Linked DNA regions of Mus musculus: region 2 is linked to region 1. Evidence: chromatin loops called from intact Hi-C (ENCODE). Cell type or tissue: left cerebral cortex. All regions are shown on one strand. Links, peaks and the distances in the headings refer to the core of each region. The heading gives the core; the rest is flanking DNA.

Region 1 (10,734 bases), core at 1,718-9,717:
ATCTTCTTCTTAGGGCATCTGGGGGTACCTGCTTTCCACTGTGGCCTCTACATCAGACAGCAGGGGCACAAACACGTGTAAGCATGAAGGAATGTGTGATACCCCTGTACTTTGTACAGGGCACAGAATCCACCACCCCAGATATGCCTCTTCGGTATAGGAATCATTATTTTATTTTAATAATGCATGTAGCTGTTCTGTGTGTGTATATGTCTGCAAACCACATTCAGACATTTCCTGAGGATTTCAGAAGAGGGTGATGGATTCCCTTGCTTCCAGAATTGCTGATGATAGTCAGCTGTGATGTGGGTGCTGGGAATAAAATCCCAGCCCTCTGTAAGAGCAGCCAATGCTCCTCGGCTGCTGAGCCATTCCTCCAGCTCTGACACATGGATTATGGTTGTGCCAAAGCGAGTGACAGTAGCAGACACAGGGAGACTTCTGACTGACTAAAAGCAGATGCATACATGGAGGACATTTGCATTTGTAGCCGGGAGTTTCTCACTTGGGATCTATGTTAAGCAGCTTCATTTTAAATCATAATCTGTGATTTTGCTGAAGTGAAGGCACCAGAATACATTTTACGGACTAAATCCGTAGGAACATATGTGTTGATCTGCATGGAGTGGCTCTTTCCTGTAATCCCAGTTAGGAGAGGCAGAGGAAAGAAGATTGCTATTCTAGTTAGGGTTACTATCGCTGCAACGAAACATCTCATCCAAAGAAACTTGGGGATCAAAGGGTTTGTTTGGCTTACATGTCCACGTCATAGTCCATCATTGAAGGAAGTTGGGAATTCAACTCAATCAGGGCAGGAACCCGGAGGCAGGAGCTGATGCAGAGGCCGTGGAGGAATGATGCTTACTGGCTTATTCAGGCTTGCTCAGCCTGCTTTCTTATAGAACCCAGGACCACCAGCCCACAGATGGCACCACCCACAACAGGATGAGCCTTCTAAGTGGGGCCCTTCCTAGTCAATCAACTTTAAAGATGTCCTACAACTGGATCTCATGGAGACATTTTCTCAGTTGAGGTTTCCTCTTCTCAGGTAACTCAAGTTAATACGAAACTAGCCAGGACAATTGCAGAGATTGCAAGCCTTGAGGAGCAAGCCAGTAAGCAGCATTCCTCCACGGCCTCTGCATCAGCTCCTGCCTCCAGCTTCTCTATGTTCTTTCTAGATTCCCAAGCTCATACTCCAGCTGTATGAGGACATTCAAGAACATATACCTTCAGCATCATGCAGATGTTTAAGAGCCTAGACCCTCTCTGAGCACCCTGAGGTTATCCAACATATGGTCACAATCCCAGAGTTGGTCCTTCTGGCCGGACCTGCTTGGTTGTCATGGTCTGTTCTCTTCTCTGTGCATGAAATCTCTGAGAGACTCATTTTATTGCAGGAGCCAGGGCTGGGCACAATGCCCATCCCATCAAAGGCAATCAATAAATACTGTTAAGTGAATGCACAAAACAGAGATGGAAAAAGAGAACTCAATAGGAGGCAGGTCGGGAGCCGAAGCCCCTGAACTTGCCCAACACCAGAGCCCTTTTTATTACAACTTCATGAAATGTGAGTGAGAACAGTAGACATTTTCTGCAGGACCTAGATACCCACTTCCACAGCCGAGGCAAGAGAAGATGGGCCAACCCCAACCTGGCTCAGGCAGGCCAGCAGCTCATGAGCCCTACCTGACCCTTACTGAGAAATCGAATGGAATTTCAGTGACTGACTCTTGAAACAGGAAGCAGACCTCTGAAATCAGTGAGTGGAGAATTATAATCCCAAATTGGGAAAAATGGAGGTTTTGGTCAGGGGTTCTCAGGGTGCCAATTAAAATATGGGCTTGCCTTGAGTTGCATTCACCCACATCTGGAGGGGTTTCATTCCCGTAACAAGCTGCCAAGGACTCTGATGTACAATCACACAGCAATTATCTGGAACCTGAAGCCCAGAGAACAGAGTTCTCTAGTTGAAAGGATTGCTGCAAAAAAAAAAAAAAAAAAAAAAAAAAAAAACCCAGATCAGGTTCTTCAAGGGTCAGGCTGCCTGCAGCGAGGACCAGCTGATCCCTGTCACTTAAAGGGGAACGAGGTCAAAGGCTTCAGCTTGGGGAATTGCTGCTCAGTGAGTTGGGGTGACAGCCACACACTTCACGGCTGTCAGGACCGGCATGGGGGATGACTGTGTGTCATCGGAGGGTGTCAGGAGGTAATTAGCGCCCCGTCAGCTGTCTGTAAACAAACATTTTTGATACATGCCATGAGCTATTTTGGTGATCAATTTTTGTACTCTCAGAGAGCTGTATTTAATTACTTGTCTGATCTATCATGAAGCCTGGCATCACGTCAGGACCAACCGTGGGCGGAGCCAGGCCCCCACCTGTGCAGAGGTGGCTGTGCTACGTGCCCGGGTCTTATTCCAAGGTCCATTCTCTTTCAACAGACCATCATTTTCACTGGGGTTTACTAAGAGACAAGGGTTCTAAAGTCAGTCAGAAGGCCTTGAATGGCCTCCCAAATGGCCTCTAGAAACCTTTCCTGCGTGCTAATGATGTTAGCTAATGGCTAGCATCCCTGGCCCTGCGCTGGCAGCTGTGAAGACCAAGCTGCCTTGGGCTTACTGTTCCCCTCACCCAAGGAATGGAAAGTGGCATATTAGACACAGTGTACGGGGTTACAGACATGCACAGTATGAGATGGCAATGGGAGAGAACGCTAGCCCAGCTTGCGGGTGACGGGGAGTGGGGGTAGGGGTGAGGACCTGAGATACCCGGAAGTCAAAAGCTTCGGGACCCTCCCTTTGGGTCTGTGTTCTAGTCAGGCTGCTGATACAAAAGAACCAGAAAGAGAGACTTCAGAGCCTCTGACTGAGCTACAATGTAACAGTGAGAACAAACTAAATGGAGCTTCAAAACCTTAGAACTTAGTATCTCATAAAAAAATGGGCTGGACAACGAATGGCTTAGATGGTGGCTTAGGCTTAGTTGCTACGTAAGCAGGTAGGCCTGAGTCTGTGTCCCTAGCACTTAGGTAAAAAACCTAGAGTGGTAGGCACACCTGCAGTCTCAGCGCTGGGGAAGCAAAGATGGTGGGGAGATCCCCTGGGCTTGCTGCCTAGCCAGTCTAGCTGCACAGTGAGCACCAGGTTGACCTCAACTCAAAAAATAATATGCAGTGTGCTTGTGAAAGATATCCGGTGTCAACTGCTGGTCTTTACACACACGGGCATGTACATGCACGCAACTCCTTCAACCATCCACACTACACACAAAGGTCAGAGGTGGGCAGCTCATGTCCATAAAGACACACCTCAGGGCCCAAGGGTCTAATTTCCTGTGGTTTCATTCCACCATCCTTATATAGCACGTGGTGGCAGCCGCTCTGACGTTCAGCGTGTGGGCCACAGTGGTGCTCCAAAATTCGGGCAGCAGGCTCGGGATGCGGAGACACTGTACGTTAAGGGGCATCCCAAACTTTTCATTTGTTTTCATTTGGGTACTTCCATATGGGCTGCCACTGTGCCTGTCATGTATGTTCAGTAGAATTTATTTCCCATCTCCTATCTCCCGTGTTTCACCCCTAGTCAAACCTAAAAGACCATTTGTTACTATTTTTAATGTAAATTGAATGCATGGGGATTACACTCTGAAAAAGACATAAAAGGTTAATAAGAGCAAAGCAAATCCACTTTTCGTATATCCAGTGCCAGCTCCTGGCTAATGATGCGTATACAACCATGCAGTGGTGATGATTACCATCACATTAATCACGGGCCACCCCACAAAGCTGCTTCTGTGCCCAGTTCACAGAGAAGGAGATGAGGCCAAGAGAGTGCCCGAGTGCCTGAGGTTACTCAACCTCTGCCCTTCTGACTCCCGCAGCGTGGTAGGTGAGGAACAGGGAAAGAGAGCGTTGAAGGAGCTGGAGTCTTCCTATACACAAGGTCCCAGAGCTCACACCCAGCACTGTAGGACGAAGTAGAATAGAAGAAAAATACAAAATATCTTTTTCCTTGTATCAAATGGTGACCCTTCCAGCAGTAACAAATTCCCACACAAAGCTCTGCAAGGGTTTGCCAGCTCAGCTTTTCTGATCTTCTCTTCACTTCCTAACTTCTTGTCCTCTGCCCTCCGCTTGATGTTCCACCTTAATTGACAGTCACCCAGTTTCAGGGAACAGAAACAAATTAGCATCTTCCAGAGGAGGGGATTGTGCTTGTGGTGTGATAGTGTGGATGTTGCTATAGTAATTGGCAATGGTGGTTGTGATGGCAGTGGTTGTCGGTGGCCCTGCTGAATGGTATGGTGACTGTGGTTACCGCTACCGTGCCAGTGATGGTGCTCAGGGCTGTGGGAATGGTGGCAGTAGTGGCGGGGAGGGTGGTAAGACTGTGATGGAGGTACTGGGATCAGAGCAAAGGTGAGGTGAGAGATGCTGAACTGCTTCTCCTCCTCCTCTTCCTCCTCCTCCTCCTCCTCCTCCTCCTCCTTCTCCTCCTTCTCCTCCTCCTCCTCCTCCTGCTGCTGCTGCTGCTGCTGCTGCTGCTGCTGCTGCTGCTGGAGACTATGGCCGCTCTGGACTTGGTGGCATCTTTGGGATCCTGTGACACAGGGGAGGAACATTTTTCAGCAGGACAGACTCAGGACATAGGCAGTCAGTATGGGAGGCTGCCTTTCTGTCTCTTTTGATGGCAAAAGGGGTTTCATACCCTTGCATCTTCTTGTATGTGTCAAATGATGACAGGTGGGCACAGGGCCACTCCCTTCCTTGACCATTCACAGGAAAGCTGAGTTTGGGTGTCCTTAAGTTTCCAGAGTCAACAGATGGAACCAGTTCAGTCCAGCTAGGACTGTTTTGTCTGAGGTAGCTGTGGGTCTAGGGGAGGAGAGGTGTGTACTTCTGCCACAAACAAGACATCCAGGACAGTGGTGGACTCTGCAAACTGTGGATAAAAGAGACATGGTCTCTGTTAAGCACCTGCATATTTGGCAGGTAAGACGGAGTGGGTATCCAATCCAAGGAATTCCCGGGCAGATTTGTAACATCGGAAGCTGGGCTGCACTTGAAGCCTCATTCCAGCCACACTGTCCAGGCTTGAGACATCCTGCCCTGTCAGGGAAGAAGTGATGTTTTATGAGGTCAGGGGTTCATTCTTTCCAGCTTTCCCTATTCTGAAGTTTAGGGGAGATTTTATTTTCCCCACTGGCGTCTTTTCACCCTTTCTCGGTCCTCAGGGTGGGCAGAGCGGAGTGTGCAAGAGGACTGAATTTCACAAAGCAAAACAACCCCGCCACCCCTCCCACAGCGAACTGGCAAAGGGAGCGCCAACAAGCCAGCAGTGTTCAGTACACAAAGGCTTCCTGTCCCCGCCACATACCAATTCTCCAAGCTCAGTCACTGCAGGATTGTCCACAAAACCGTGCCTCAAAGTCGTTTGAAAAATGTTAACTATGTGGGAGAAGCATGCTTCTGGATGCTCTGCCTCCTGGGAGTGAATGCAGGCTCGTTTCTCCCCGTGAGGATACTGGGGTATCAGGAGACACAGGCGCTACGCAGCGGTGAGCTCCATCAGACTGCCTCATTCAACCTCCATTCATAGAAAGAGGGGCTGCGGATTACAGGGGCTTTGGGTTAGCCCATCAGCATAAGCCTTTTTCTTCTCTTCTCTTCTCTTCTCTTCTCTTCTCTTCTCTTCTCTTCTCTTCTCTCCTCTCCTCTCCTCTCCTCTCCTCTCCTCTCCTCTCCTCTCCTCTCCTCTCCTCTCCTCTCCTCTCCTCTCCTCTCCTCTTCTCTTTTTCCCTCTGTCCCTTTCTGCCTTCTCTTTCTTTGCCTGGTGGTAGTCAGTCCCAAGAGCATCCAGCAGGGGTCACACTTTCCTTCCACATGATGCCATGTGGTTTTGTTGTATTTGTCTTGTTGCTGTTACTCTTTGTTTATTTATTTTAAGAGACATTCACACTGCACCTTGCCCTGGGCTGTAAATTTCCAACGCACTCAGAGAGATTCTGCAGTGGATGCTGTGGGAGGCAGGCCCTGAGACATACGAGCTGCCAATCATCCATGCTTCTCTTGTTATAGCATGGATAATGACAGTTACAGTGGAACAGCCATACAGCAGTGCTGGCCTTTTCATGCCTCCATTGTGCATACCACTGCGGTGTGTTGGCTTAAGTCATATTGGGCACATACTGGCATTGGCCTTATATTGACCATAGGGTCTTCTTTTCAGATTGTGACTACCTAGAGTTATTGCTTATGGACCAGTCAGGCTCCTGTGAACCATCTGGAGTGACTATAGTTGCCCAATAGCTTTCAATCTTCTGGGCTATGATCTCCGCACTGAGGAGGTTGGAGAGAGCTGCATGGCAGAGGGGAAGACCTGGGCTGGAATCTTCAATGATGTGCAGTAATGAGCTTGGAAGATGAGAAAGGAACAGTTGATTAACTCGAGCAGACCCATTGCAAGGGCTGAGAAGATGTTTGGTGGATAGGAACACTTATTGTGGAAGCCTGGAGAGCTGGCTTTGTGTTCCTAGCACGCACGCACATCTAAATCTGGGCATCCCTGTGCATAACTCCAGTGCTGGGGGCGCAGAGACAGGCAGATCCTGAGAGCTTGGTGGCCAGACAGCCTAACTGAAACAGATTCAATGAGAGACCCCATCTCGACACAATAAAGTGGAGAATGGTAGAAAAAGATAACTGAAGCCTTCCTTGACCTCTACATCCATTGGTATGCCTCTGGATATTCGTGTATGTACCCTATACACATATGCATAAACATATGCAGCACATATGTACCTATACACATGCGCACGCGCGTGCACGTGTACACACACACACACACACACACACACACACAGAGTTTGCCAGGGGGTTGCCTGGCAGTCTTCTCTGGCCCACAGTTCACAGGGTTTTCTAGCAATGAATATGTAGGAAGAGCTAAGACTTACTGGCACTCCCCAGTCCATTCCCGAGAGCCAAGTGCCTTCTAGTTCTTAATTTGGTTCTAGACTTGAGAGAACCAAGACTAAGATGTGTTTCTGGAGCACACAATCTGACCCCAGATGCCTAGTGTCATGTGATTTTTTTTTTTTTGATGAGACATAAAGAAATATGTATTTGTTGGAGATAGAGGGATGACAGATCCAAGAAAAGATTCCATGGGAGTCTCTTTTGATAACTGGTCAATTTAGAGTTCCTTACAGGAGCATGGGTGACTTAGAGTGATCACATCTTTGGGAAGTTTTCTGTGCAGCTTACATCAGTCCCCTTACTGAGAGCCTCAAGCCCCAGTCCACCTCCCACATCCTCTACCCAGGAAGGAAAAAGGTCTGTGAGAATCTTGTGAAGGTTTGTGAGCTGCAGGGGAACCCAGGACACAACAAGCCTCTCTCTTGAGGGTCTTTGCTAGTGAGCACAGCTGCTCTGATTCAAGACAGCAGAGGCCATGTCCTGCTGGAGGAAGCAGCTCTGTGAAACCCACTTTAGGTGTGGTCTAACCATTCCTCTCAGTAGTTTCTTAAGAAGTAACTCAATTCCCGGTGCGGTACAGTCATGTCACTTAAGCTGGTGGTTGACATGTTTCCATAACAGTCTCAGTGCGGGGACATATCCTGTTGCTACCCAGCTCCTTCACACTGGGAAACAGGCTAACATGAAAAGCTACCCAGGGTAACAATTTAACATGAATGGAAACACCTGGGGTCTGGCCACTGGCATTTATCTAATAAAAAGACTAGCTATACACAAGTGGAAACAGAGGGCAGTGCGTGTGTGTCTATGTGTGTGAGTGAGTGTGTGTGTGTGTGTGTGTGTGTGTAACCCCAAGAGTGGGCTATATTCTAGTGTTTTTCCCTTGAAAAAAATTTTAATTACATATAATTTTTATACGTGTGTGTGTGTGTGTGTGTGTGTGTGTATCACACATGTGAAAGTCAGAGAACAACTTACCTGGAGTTAGTTCTCATTTCTCTCCTTCTACCATATGGGTCCCAGGGCTTGTCAGATTTGCATGCAAGCATCTTTACCATTTGAGCCATCTCAGCAGTCTCTTTTGGGGTGTGTGTGTGTGGGGGTATGTTTTCTGGGTAGTGTGTGTGCCTTGTGTGTGAGAATCAGAGATCAACCTCATGTGTCCTTACTTAGGCACCATTCACTTTTTTTTTCTTTTTGTGACACAGAATATATCTTACCAAGCCTGAAAGCTCACCAAGTAGGCTGGGCTGGTTGCTGCGGACTCCCAGGATCAGACTCCTTACTGTCTCCACCCTATCAGTTCCATAGTTACAGGCACATACAGCTAGAGGAACTCAGGCCACAATTCATATGCCCATTGCCTCATGGGTACCCGAAGCAGAATGAGGGTTCATTTGCTCATTGCTTTAGCTTGGTAGGGTTAGGACAAAGGTCCCATGTACGGTATAACCCACATACAAAAGGGTCAGTTTCCCCATACAGATTTCCAAGAGATTCCCAGACTTTTCTCTTCACCACAGAGCACACCACAGATCTTGACAATAAGCCAAGGCAAGGTTCAAGTCACAGATCATACAAACAGCTTCAGTGTTTGTCATGGGAGGTGACAAATGAAGGCAGGGTCCTTCCAAATGGGTCTAAGCAACATGCTGGCAAAGGCTGAAGTGATGAATGAGATATGAACAGCAGGAAGGGCAGCATCCCTGTTTCCCAGACCCTGGGGAAGGCAGCCATGGCTCTCAGTGAGAAGACTACAAAACAAACAAACAAACAAACAAACAAACAAACAAACACAGCCTCAGGTCCCCTTGCATCAGCTGGCACCATCTTGCAGTTAGGTATAATGAAAGAAATATGATCCATTAGAGCAGTCTAGAACGCAGCCATTGTCTACAAATCATCATTATAAAGTCTTTAAGAAATGTTGGGAGACTAGAGAGAGGGCTCAGTGCATAAAAGCACTTGTGTAAGGATGAGGACTTGAGGTCATCATTTCCAGAACCCTCATAAAGCCAAAAGTATAGCATGGGTCCTGTAACACTGAGGGTTATATAGGGAGGTAGGAAGATGGGAATGGAAAAATTCCCAGAAGCTCATGGCACTGTAGGAAAACGACAACAAAGGGACCTTGCTTCAGACAGGGCAGAAGGCAAGAATTGACAACTGAGCTTACCCTTCATACTGGAATATGTGTGTGTTACAGAGAGAGAGAGAGAGAGAGAGAGAGAGAGAGAGGGAGAGGGAGAGAGAGAGAGAGAGAGAGAGAGAGAGAGAGAGAGAGAGAGAGGAGAGGAAAGAGAGGTTGAAGTCAGGTATGGTGGCTCACATCTGTAATTTTAGCTACTTGGGAGGCAGAGGCAGAGGATTATTGTGAGTTTAAGGTCAACATGAATAACACCGTAGGTCCTAGTCTAACCAGGGCATAGTGAGACCTTGTCTGAGAATACCACCAGTACCACCACCACCACCAGTGACACAGGAACACTGAAGTCTTTTTGATGTCTTTACAAAAGCATTCCTCTATATTTGACCCTTTATGTCAAGAGTCGGTAGTCAGGGAATGAGATAGATACAGCTCTCGACGTGAGTTTGTCTGTTGAGGCTTTTGTGGCAAGGCTCTTCCTGTGCTCCATGTCGTCTACTGAGCATGATATTCTAGTCTGGGTTTTCACACCTGGCAGCATAGCATCAGTCACTTTGGCTTAGGGAAAGCTGTTGGAGAAGTTTATGAACAGCGGTACTTGGAAGTCCATGTCAGAGATCGATGACATTGACTCAAGTATCCTAGTCATGCCTGCAACTCAGGCCCAGGGTCCACAGTGGTGGTTGCTCAATTAATGTTTGACACAGAATGGATGAAAAAAAAAATACACACTTTCTTCCTGACCTGAGACTCTCACAGTTTTAGAGTTAGTGTAGGAGACCAGAGAAAACGCTGAAATGTTAGAAAACCCTAAGACTTCAGAGACCCTAAATACAGAGATTTTTCAGCAATCCCCTTTCAATGGACAGCATCCAGTGAGCCACACAGCAGATCAAAGCCCTCAGAGCCATGGGGATCCCTCCTTTAAGTCCCTGCAAAGTTGACAGAGTCAATCTTCTAGAGAGATGGAGTGCCGGTTTGCTCTGAGCTGCTTAACCACACTAAACAATTCCTGTTGTCTGTCTCTTGGGGACTCAGGTCACCTTTCAGAGAAGAGCCGCTTGCCTGAAGTGGCTAGCCAAGTGTGAGAAATCTCAGAAGACTCACATAGCAGAAACCGTTGTTCTGTTCTCTCTCAGTGCAGCTATGTACTAATGGGGTGATCTGTCATTTCCTTTGGCCTCCCCACTTTATTACAACAAATGCAGCCAGGATTTTTGGTTGAAAAATAGCTTCTTGACTTTCCCATAGTTTAAGAAATGTCAGTAATTTTGTGCAGAAACATCTGTCCCCTCACCCCTTGGTCCTGTTGAGTAATCTCTGATGTTTGGGCTCAAATCTCACGCTTGTGGAGGAGGTGTGGCTAGGAAGACATCTGAGAGTCCATGCCCTGGGCAGGGGGAGCCTGGCTTTAAAATTACATTTTATGTCACTTGCCAGCAGGAGGTCACATCGTCCTCATTTTCAGAGAAACTGAGTCCCCACAGGGGGCCGGTATCACATTAGAAAACTTTGATACCATCATTTATGGGTGGACAGAGGTGTGGTGTGTGTTTTAAGAGCCAAGAAAACTGGAGTCATCTACTTGTTTATTCTCGCATTGTACGTATCTG
Region 2 (10,734 bases), core at 1,015-9,014, 63 kb after region 1:
TAGAGAGCTGAGCTGAGCTGAGCTCGCCCGGGTATCTACAGCCAGCTGACTTTCCACAAAGAATCTAAGAGGGCCCATCAGAAAAAAGGACACGTTTCCAATAAACATTGCTGGGGAAAACTCACACCTACATGCAGAAGGAAGCTTGACTCTCATCTGTCAAAAGTTGACTTTAAAATGATTGAAGGTTAAAACGTGAGACCTGGAAAAATGAAACTATAGACAAAAAACACACCATCCTCCAGGAAAGAGCTCACCCTTCTAAAAAACAAAAAACAAAAAACAACAAACAAACAAACAAACAAAAAACCTGATCCTTAAAACATAGGAAACAAAAGCAAAGAAAGGCCAATAGGATTGTGTTTAACTGAAAAGCTTTGGCACAGGGATGTCATGAGCTGCTGAACAGAAGACAGCATTTGAGAGCTGTGCATCTGAAGGGGGGGGGGGGTGATAAACATTCAGAATAGGCAAGGAACTCCAAACTCAACAGCAAGTAATAATAATCCGGTCCAAAACAGATAATAAACTCAAATGCCTAAATTCTTCCTTCAAAAGATAGCACACAAACAGACAACAGGTATATGAAAAGATACCCAGCATTATCAGCCACCAGAGTGATGCAAATCAAGACAGTGCAATGCAGTATCAACAAACAAAAGGAAGAATAGTTGTCATCAAAACGGAAAAAAGATAACCAGTGTGGTGAGGAAGTAGATAACAGGGAACCCTTGAACACTTTTGGCAAAGTGTACATTAATGTAGCTGTGTATGATCCAGCAATCTTCCCAATATGTGTTCAAAAGAAACAAAGTCAGAACCCTGAGGAGTCGCCACCACACCCACATTTATTGTGGCTCTATTCACAATAGCCAAGAAACAAAACCAGTGCAAGTGTCCAACCACAAACAAGATGTGGTATGTGCACACAATGGGACACTCTAAAGGCATAAGCGAAGAAACTCATGCCATTTCAATAGTATTCAATAGCAAGTTTCAAGAGTCTTCTCTTGCTGGTGAAATGGCTCAGTGGTTAAGAGCTCTTCTGAAGGTCCTGAGTTCAAATCCCAGCAACCACATGGTGGCTCACAACCATCCATAATGAGATCTGACGCCCTCTTCTGGTGAGTCTGAAATCAGCTACAGTGTATTTACATATAATAAATAAATAATTTTAAAAAAAATAGTCTTCTCTTGCAATGCAAATGAATAACGGACAGCCAGTCTCTTCCCAGGTTCTTATCTTTGCAGTTTCTTTCTGTTGAAGTTTTAACTCGTGAACACTGTGGGCTCTAGGACCTCCAAGATCAAGTGAACCTTCCTGTAATTTCCCTGTAAAAATCATTACAATTTGTGCTGTATTTCTACCCTCCTTCTCTGATGCCCAAGCCTGACGCCTGTCTTCACAGTAATAGCTTTCTGAGCTTTCAGCAGGCTGGACCCCAGTGACTCTCAGTGGATGAAGAACAGTCATTTTTGGGAAAATGCTTTAACACCTGAATCATCTTTGAGGAACCCTGATGAGAATTTTTCGAAGAGAAAAATATGTCTAAGAGAGAACTCACAGGGCTGAGAGCATGCCCTGCTGAGTCTCAGGGCAGGACAACAGCCCTGGGCCCCTTTTCAAGCTCTTACCCTTTTGAAGTGACCCACTACCTACCTTGTGGACACTACCTACCTTCCAGACATCCCCCACCAAACACAAGCCCAACTATAGGTATGCCCACACCTGCAGCTGTGCCCACACCTGCAGCTGCACCTACACCTGCAGATGTACTCACACCTGCAGCTGCACCCACACCTGCAGTTGTACACACACTGGCAGCTGTACTCACACCTGTTGCTGCTGTTACCACCCCTTTCACCCGCCAAGCCTCTCCTGTGGGCAGCAGTGGTGTGCAACATAGAGGCACTGAGGTGTGGCTCTGTGGCCAGTGGCCACACTTAGGCTTCTCAGACACTAGGGATCCAGCTGGAGGAACTCAATCACTGGAGACATGTCTTTGGAGAAGGGGGTGCCTTGATTTGTCTTTGTTTCCTGTCCACTATGAGGTGAACAGTCTTTGCCTCCCTCCACTTCTACCACCATGCAGTATGACATTATGCCTGAGCTTGTGGAGCCAAAGATGGGTTGAAGCCCCTGAAACTCTGAACCAAGACAAGTCTTTCCCTTTCTAAGTTGTTCTCTTAGGTTTTGAGATACAAAAGTAATATGTTTAGTTAAACACTTGGCTGTTCATACATGTTAAACTCTAATCCAAATATGCTATCTACCTACCTATCTATCTATCTATCTATCTATCCATCCATCCATCCTTCTTTCTATCTATCTATCTATCTATCTATCTATCTATCTATCTATCTATCTATCTTTTATCTATCACTAGGGACTGAACTCAGGACCTTTCATGTGCTAGGCAGGCACTCTGGCCTGACCACATACATTCTTGATATAAAACTGAAGAATGATTTTGCCTTGGTCTGCTTTTTTCTCAATGTCCTTTTACTAGGGAAACATTGGCCAGGATTTAAGTATAGATCATTTAACTAATTTCAAGACTTGTTTTTCTTTTGTGTATTCTAACTTTTATTCTAAAAAAAAGTTCCAAACATAAGATTAAAACTCAAAAATACTAATTATTTTTGGCTTTATTCTGTAGCAATCAGTGCCCATCAAAAACAAAACAAACAAAATGACCTTGTCCTACATAGTCCCAACCTTGCCATCACGGCTAGCAAGTTAACAGCAATCCCTTAATGTTATACAAAGCAGCAAATATTTAAAATTCTCAGATTATCCCTAAATTAATTTTTGACCTTTATGTTTCCAGATCAGAATGCAGTGTGTGCATGGTTTTGTGTACACTGCTCTGGATTTTGACCCGTGCCTTAAGTTCTAGAACAGTCCCTGCCTCCCACTCCCGGCATTTTATATAAATTTATATAAATTCTGGGGTAAGTGCTGTACACTGAGTGTGGAGAGAGGCCCACATATGAGCCTATCGGGTGCTTCTTCTCCTTGTAACACTTCATATATTGCTGAGTCTCCAGCATCCCACAAATGCTGGAAGACAGGACTGACAAAGCTGGCCTGAGAGGTAGCAGGAAAGCTGCTAATGTTTGCCACACAGAAAAGCACAGGCTGCAGTGTAAGAGGCTGGGAACCTAGTGTAAAGAGGCTCGTTTCAAAGTGGCCACGGCCGTGGCCCACTTTATAAACCATAAGGGGTATGTTTCAGCCTGCTTTGGGATTGGTTGCTATGTATCAACTTTTCTTAAATTAAGGAAAACTGTTGGTTGATTTTCTGTAATTAAATTTTACTAATTTACACTGACAAGGACATGACGCTTGCATTTCATATTTCAGTTGTGGTGAGAAACCAGTGTTTTGGGGAAAATTAGAATCATGTAGGTTCAATTAAGGAGTCACAGTCAGTGGGTCTTTGGTGTACCTAAGCTGTGGTCTTTTCATCTTTCCGACCAGCTCTGAAGTTCTGATTGAATCAAGGTTAAATGGTTTCCTGTCAGTCATTCTGCTGTGGAGTGACGAGAAGCGGTGAGGCTGGACCACTGTCCCTGACGTGGAGCTTGGTCGTGGACTTGAAGGGGTGATGGCAGCTGGGCTCCAAGATGGCACGTGGGCTTGTACAATTTCAGTCCACTCAAGTGTATCTGGGTTGGGTTAACTACTGCCTATGTGATCTGGGATGAGTTAACTCAGCCTCTCAGTTTCTTCCACTTTAGGCAAGAGGAGTCAGCCCCCAGCCCCCAGCCCTCAGCCTCATCCCCAGGACCAATGAAGCAATTTGTGTGAATTTGATTGCTGGAGCTGGACAGGGGGGCAGTGTTCTAATGCAATTAAGCATGAGTTTTCAAAGGTCACAACAAACGAGAAACCAAGTCCTAGTACTGGAAAGAGAGAGGCTGTCTTCCTTACCCTCCAGAGTAAGTCCAAGGGGACCTCTTTCCTCCAGGGAGATGCCTGCCTGTCATTATGTGGTTGTGGCGCCATCTAGTGGTAGATGACAGTCTGCTTAGAGAGGAGAAGCGACGATTGGTGTTAACTTCATGCCTTCCTTATTAAAGGTGTATGCAGAATGCATAGACATCGATAAAGATAACTTTGAATGAAATTTATTTTAAAGATACAGCCTTTCTTCTCTGGACTTAGTTAATAAAAAGTAAAGAATCCCCACAAAACAAGCTTGTTTACTAAGAAGTCTTCTTTGGTATTTTTTTCTTAAAACTTGAATATTAATTTTTGTGACATGTGTGTGATATTTTTAACACACACACACACACACACACACACACACACACACACACGCTGGTATCACAGCTGTGTGTCACCATCCCCAGACAATAAGGGTTTTCTGTAGCACTGGGAATGAAACCCCAGACCTTTCACACTCCAGGCAAATGCCCTGCCACTGAGCTACACCTCAGCCCTTGAGCCTTCTGGAGTTTTAGTTTTCAATCAATAACATTTACCTCACCTCGAGTCACATGCATCCGAAGCATAAAGAAGTTCTGGGGGTCTTCTGCAACATATTCTGAGCTTCACAAGGATATGAAAGGTTTTCTTTTGTGAAAGACACTTCTTTGAGAAGTGTGTAAATATTACTCAATCTAGCTTTTAAAAAGTAAAACACTTTACAGATTTGTTTTTATGTGTCTGTGTGGGCTATGGACACACGTACAGGAGCTCGAGAAAGCCAGAGGCATCAGGTCTCCTGGAGCTGTAGGTCCAGGTAGCTATGAGCTGCTGGATCGTGGTGCTGAGAACCAAACCGTAGTCCTCTGCATGAGAAATAAGTGCTCCTAAACACTCAGCCATCTCCACCATCCAAACGAAAAGATAAACTCAACTTTGCCCATCTCACCAGAAGTCTGCTGGAAACTCTACCTTGGTCTGCTTGCGGTTTTCCCTACAGACACTGGTGTGGTCAGTCATGTGGATCAGAGCTGGGCACCTCTTAAAAATAGGTTCCAAGTGTTGTGCCAGGGGTTGTCCAACTACTCACCGCTACGTTTGTCATGGTAGGGTCATTCTGTGCCTTCTTATTCTTCTGGCTTAAGAACCTTCAGAAGAAGCTGGGGTCCCATAAAGGCTTTGGGTTGCAGAGGTCTCATACCAGGCTGGAGGCAGCGAGAGAGCTCTTGTTTCTGAGGGATGCTCTAGCTAGACATGGCAACTGGGTTCCAATTCAAGAGAGCAGAGGGGGTGTGGGAGCAGGCGACTGCAGCAGCTCCTGTCGTGTTGACTGGTAAGAGTGGATGTCTTCTTGCATGGGTGGCAGCCTGCTCTGCCCTGGGAAACAGGAGCAGCATGCTGCAAGGGTCCTGGGCGTGCTGGCTCTAGCAGAGGTGTGGAGCTTTAGCAATGCCTAATACCTCCATCATCCCCTGCATCCAGCTCTTACTATAATTTCATAAGTTAATGTCTGTCAAACACCCCTTCTTGTGACCCCTGAAGCAGTCTGTCTTCCTAATGGGACACCAACTGATGTGCTCAGAAATCCAGTAGGTGTGAGTGAGCTCTGGGTTAGCTCACTGATGCTGTCTCGATGGTCCTCAAGGCTAGACCCTAAACCATCACTAAGGACAGGAGAGCAGGACACACATTTTTTTCCCCACGTGCTTGGAACTTTTGAACACCTGTTGTGGTTGTTTCAGTGAGGTTTCCCACAGTCACTTCTTTAACTGGAGACCACAGGACTCAGTCAATCTCTAAGCTATGAACACCTCCCCTCCCCCCACTTTAAGTTGCCACACCAGTCACTGGTGAGTGGTCAATTCACAAGTCCCATGCCTGTGAACTCAGGAGGTGATTTCCAGGAGAAAGGAGATCTCTTCCCTGCCCCCACCCCAGCTCTCTTTAGTCGGGTTCCCTTACTCCTGACTGCATACAGCTTAGGGGCCTTTTCTCTCTTCAAGGCATGACTCTGTTATAGTCTAACAAGTTTTGGTGCATCCATGTGTGGATTGGGCTTAGCTCATTCTTGGGATAACCTCATGGCCACACAGAACAGTTTTCACAGACTGCCATGCAATGGCGTGCTAATTCGACATCAACGAAATAGACTAAACGCCTTGGATCACACTAGCTTCTGTGGTAAGGCCTGTGGGGCAGACGGCTGTCTGGAGGCCAGCGAGGCTGGGAAGATGTAAGGCAAGCATCTAAAGGTGTTGAGGAGCAGAACAGAGGGCAAGGTTCGGTACAGAGATTGAATGCTATGGGTTGGAGCCTGGGGGCTGAAGTGACGGGTCAGTGGTTAAGAGCTCTGGATGCCCTTCCAGAGGACTCTGATTGGTTTTTGTTTGTTTGTTTGTTGTTTGTTTGTTTTCCAGTGCCTACTTGGTGGCTTGCAACCATCTGTGATTCTAGTTCCAGAGGATCCAATGCCCTTTTCTCATCTCGGCAAATGGTACATAGATATTTATGCAGGCAAAACATCTATACACATACAATATAATAATGATGATGATGATGATAATAATAATTAAAAAAAGAAACAACAGCCTTGGGCTTGTTTGGAGAGCACTTGCTATAATAAAAGCAACTCATGGGCCAGAAAGATGGCTCAATGGGTAGAGACCTCATGATTTGAATTTGATCCCCAGACTCCATGGTGGAAGGAAATGATTTACTCTCAGAAAATCCTCTGATTTCCAAGTGCATGCCATGGCATGCTCCCCTCCACTAACGCAATTAGTATCACATAATACTAATATGATATATAATTATATAATAATGGTGATTACTATAAACAAAAATAAATAATTAAAAATAAAAATAGGCCCTGTGTGCAAAACTCGGGAGGTTTTGTTTGTTTGTTTGGTTGGTTTTTAAGTGAGCCTTCTCTTCCAACTCCTTGGTGCCTGAGCAACCACCAAAGCCAAACTTTCCACCCTGGTCTCATCCAACAGTGATTCTAAACACTGAGACTAGACCTCGGAGTTGAGTGTTTAGCCACCTTGTTTTGTTATCTAACCTGAGGAAAGGACTGTGGGGGAACCTCATTGGGTCATGTGAGTGTGTGCACCCTCCTACTGGAGGGTAGTTTGTAGAATAATTTATAATAACCAGATATCTATCAACTGTCTCTGAGTAGAGACTGAACTGATACGGTCTTTTTGTGGTTTAAGAGAGAACCTGACTGGTTCTTCTGCGCACATATCAGGGATATGAGGGAATGGATATCTTGCCTAAGGGAACCACAGGACAGCACCTCCCGTGCACTTACCAGCCCAGATGAGACTGTGGGGGAGTCCTCAAAGCATCTGTCTATGGTGGACAGATCCCTCTGAAAAGCCACAGGTAGCTTGATTGCCAAAACACCTTAACTGATAGTCCCTAAGCCCTGGATACAGTTTAACTGCTCCCACCCAGAAACCGAACTCTCACTTGGCTATTGAGTCCCTGCCATCAGGGCTCTTCTAAATAATTCATCACTCCCGAGGAAAAAGTCATCAACTCTCATGAATCAAAGCAAGATAGTTTTACATTTCTTCTAAGAACTTTGCTGGGGTTCAGAATCTGCCTGGAGGGAATCCTGGCTTTATTTTCCAGGCACATGCTTCTGAGACCAAAGGTGATCTAATTTCTAATTACAAAGGAATTTTGAGCAGCTCGGAACTAACAACCCAAATAGCTTTGAACCTTGCCTGCTTTACCTTCCAACAGCGACTGAGAGTGTAGGTCCTGCAATCCAACTCCAGCTTCTGAAAGAGCATCCAGGATGTAACGGCCTGGGTTCTCAGAGAGAAGGCTGCCGGCGTAACCTTTGCTTACACGAGGTAGATATGCCTTACTGGGCTCTTTACAAAACCACCGCTTTCTGGGGGAAAGTTACCAGCCGTGTCGTGCTTGATGGATTAAATAGCTGTCATAACCCCGACTGGATCCTTCTGGCTTTGATTTCTATCAGAGGTAAAATTGAACGGTTCACACATGGCCAGGTTTAGTGCACCATCCAACTGTGTGCTGGGCAGTACAGCAGCCCTGCAGCTGAGTAGCTCCCACCTCTGGCCCATCTCTGTCACACTGGCACTATATCAGAAACACTTGCTTTAATTGCTTTTATTTATAGAGTTTATTCATAGCATGTTAAAAAGAGGAATGCATAAATCTCATATAATTCTTTTAAGTACAAGGTTGCTTTTTATTAAACAAATAACAGAACGTCAAGAGCATGTTTTACCATAATTTTTCTGGTGACTGAATGTGTGTGGAATTGTTTGAAGATTGTGCCACCAGGACCTCTTTTGTGTATTTAAAGACACAGCCGAGGATATATTAGTTATTTCAAAGATTAGTCATAGTGAGTAAAATGACTAAAAAACCCGCCTACAACACTTTTTTTTATTATTATTTCTTTTTGTTACATTTATCTTGAGGGGTGGGACATGGGTGTTGGGACTTGTGTGTGGTGCTCAGGGGACAACTTTCAGGAGTCACTTCTCTCCTTCAACCACATGAGCCCCTGGCATGAAGCTCAGATATTCAGGCTTGGTGACAACTCCTACCAGCTGAGCCTTCTAACCTGCCTAATACTTCTTGGTGTGATAGACTACTGTTGTCTTCTCATGTAAGTTATCGGAGGCAGTTTAAGTGGTGTCACTACACTTTAGCCCTCAGTTAAAGTTCTTAAATAAGACGTTGGTAATTTCATATACTGAATTTTGGTGATTTTTACCACCTTACTCTGAAACCCTTCTCCCCAGCAAGCCATCTTTCTACTTTAATCTCTTAGTCATTTGGTTGTTTACCTGCTGAATTTAAATATGGATGCCTGCCTGCCCTTTGGAGTAGTTTTCCATTGCAGATTGATCTACATACTGTTAATCTCCCTTTTCTTTTTTATTTATTTTTATTTTTATTTTTTGAGATTGTCCTCCTTTTTTCTTAAGAATAAAAAAAATCTCACTTCGTTGATGTGTTTCCGTCTCTTTCCTTGAAGGTTCAGCGAGGATTAGGAAGTGGAGCCATCAATGTTAATATGTACATTAAAGATGAGCACTTGCGTCTTATTTTAGGACCATCAACCTTGACAGCTCCTTTTTAATCACCGGGATTTGAACAGATATGTAAACACGGGAACGAGAAGTAAAGGGCTCACGATTGAGAAGTCAGATCATCGAGAAAATTGCCGGAGAGGGGACACAGGTTGGTAATTCCTTCACGATGCTCTGATTCCAGAAATCTGCAGTTGTCATACAAGTGGAAAACGGAAACCACCTAGACTGAGCGAACCCAGCGAACAGCGTGCATTTGTTAATTGTCCAGTCTGAGAAGCCGAGGGCGTCTCCCACACAGAAATCCCCGGACTCCTACTGATCCTGGGGAAATCAGGGTCCCTTCCTGTCTTTCTTATTCTCGTTAATATAAGAATTCATGAATGGAGCAAGCAGAAGTTTAAAGGGTAAAAACAAAACAAGCAAGCAAGCAAGCAAACAAACAAACAATGGCAACAGAGTAGGCATGCCTTAACTATCAGCAGCTGCCCAGAGGAGGAGAATGGGGGAGGGAAGGAAAAGGCCACGGTGTGTGAGTTATCAGCACGGAGGCACACCACATGGCTGAAGATAGCCACATTTTGGGGACAGGGGCTGAGGAAAGAAGCTCAAAGTACTTGAAAAAACAAACTTAGATTCTGGTCAGCACGTGAAAGAGATAGAAAACAAGAAAGAAAAATGTTGCACCGTTTTGAGTCCTCACTCAGAAGGGTGTTTGGGCAGAGGCAGCAGAACCTCTGGTTGGCTCCGCTCCTAGAGGCTGGGCTGTGGGCAGGGTGGGGTTGTAGGAGTTCTGGGAAGGAATAGAATAGTATCCATTAAAGGGCTAATTATTCCATCCATTTCTTTAACATGGCTTGAGGTGAACATACCTTCTTAGGGGTGGCCCCTTTAGCCAGGCTGGGGACCCTGTTTAGCTGGAATATTATTAGATCTCTGCCCAGGCCAGAGATCCTATTCTCTTTACCAGGAGTTTTTCCTTATTGGGCCTCTACTGCTGCTTTAACACCGTGACTCTGGTGTTTGCCCTCCTTTGATGCCCTCCTGGGGAACTGATGAGTGATAAATCAACAGAGCCATTTAATATCTTCCTCTACAACTCTTTGCTGGTGAAATAGGCCTTTTTCTTTGTTTATTTAAAGACCGGTATACATTTAAATAGCATCTGTCATTGCTCTCTCACTTGTAGGTCAAAGTCAGCCCGTGTGCTTTGGAGGACATCCTAAGTGGGAAATGAGAACTCAGTGGGACTCGATGTCCTGCAGTCACAGACAACATTGATGGGGAAAAGACAGCCTCTGGCCAGGTAAGCTGTATATTTTATCTTCTGGATTGAGCAGGACACTGGGTGGCTGGCTGGCATCCAACAGCATCGCATTAAATCACAGCCTCCCTGAGCTCCTGACACTGAGGCTTGGGTATCACAATTCATCCGTCTTCCTAGCCAGTAAACCACTGTGTGATCAATTCCTCTGCAAAGGATGGCCATAAAAATTTTCAACGGTAACTGCAGAATTCTCATCTCATGAACCATCATGAGGAGGTACCTGATGATCAATGTTTAAGCACAGGCAAGAATTAAAATATATCGCATAGGACTGTCACAGAGGTGAGGTCCAGGGTTGGAGGTCAGCAGATAGGCAGCAGGGGTGACTGGGTTGCGGATGGCCTTGGTCAGTTTAATCACATGGTTTCCAGGAAGTGACTTTAGGCTTT

The links. A loop is a pair of places that touch in the nucleus more often than their neighbours do. Peaks named below come from ENCODE experiments on the same cell type or tissue, not always from the same donor. Only the 100,000 strongest peaks of a DNase experiment are listed, where the experiment ranks them.
Region 2: it touches region 1 in a loop (8-fold over the local background); 16 of 42 quality-filtered maps call a loop at or near these places.

What each region holds. Positions count from the first base shown.
Region 1 is chr7:135,460,210-135,470,943 of GRCm38, reverse strand. No RefSeq gene overlaps it. Among named protein-coding and RNA genes, the nearest start is that of Gm36356, 20 kb to the left of the region's middle. In left cerebral cortex, for the core only: a CTCF peak has its summit at 5,878 (motif pointing right); DNase peaks (open chromatin) are centred at 5,369 and 5,872; H3K27ac peaks cover 1,022 bases.
Region 2 is chr7:135,396,890-135,407,623 of GRCm38, reverse strand. It overlaps Gm36062 (a long non-coding RNA gene), which reads left to right and starts at 8,147. Exons shown (of 4, transcript XR_378562.4): 1 at 8,147-9,880; 2 at 10,208-10,324. In left cerebral cortex, for the core only: a CTCF peak has its summit at 4,014 (motif pointing left); a DNase peak (open chromatin) is centred at 4,004.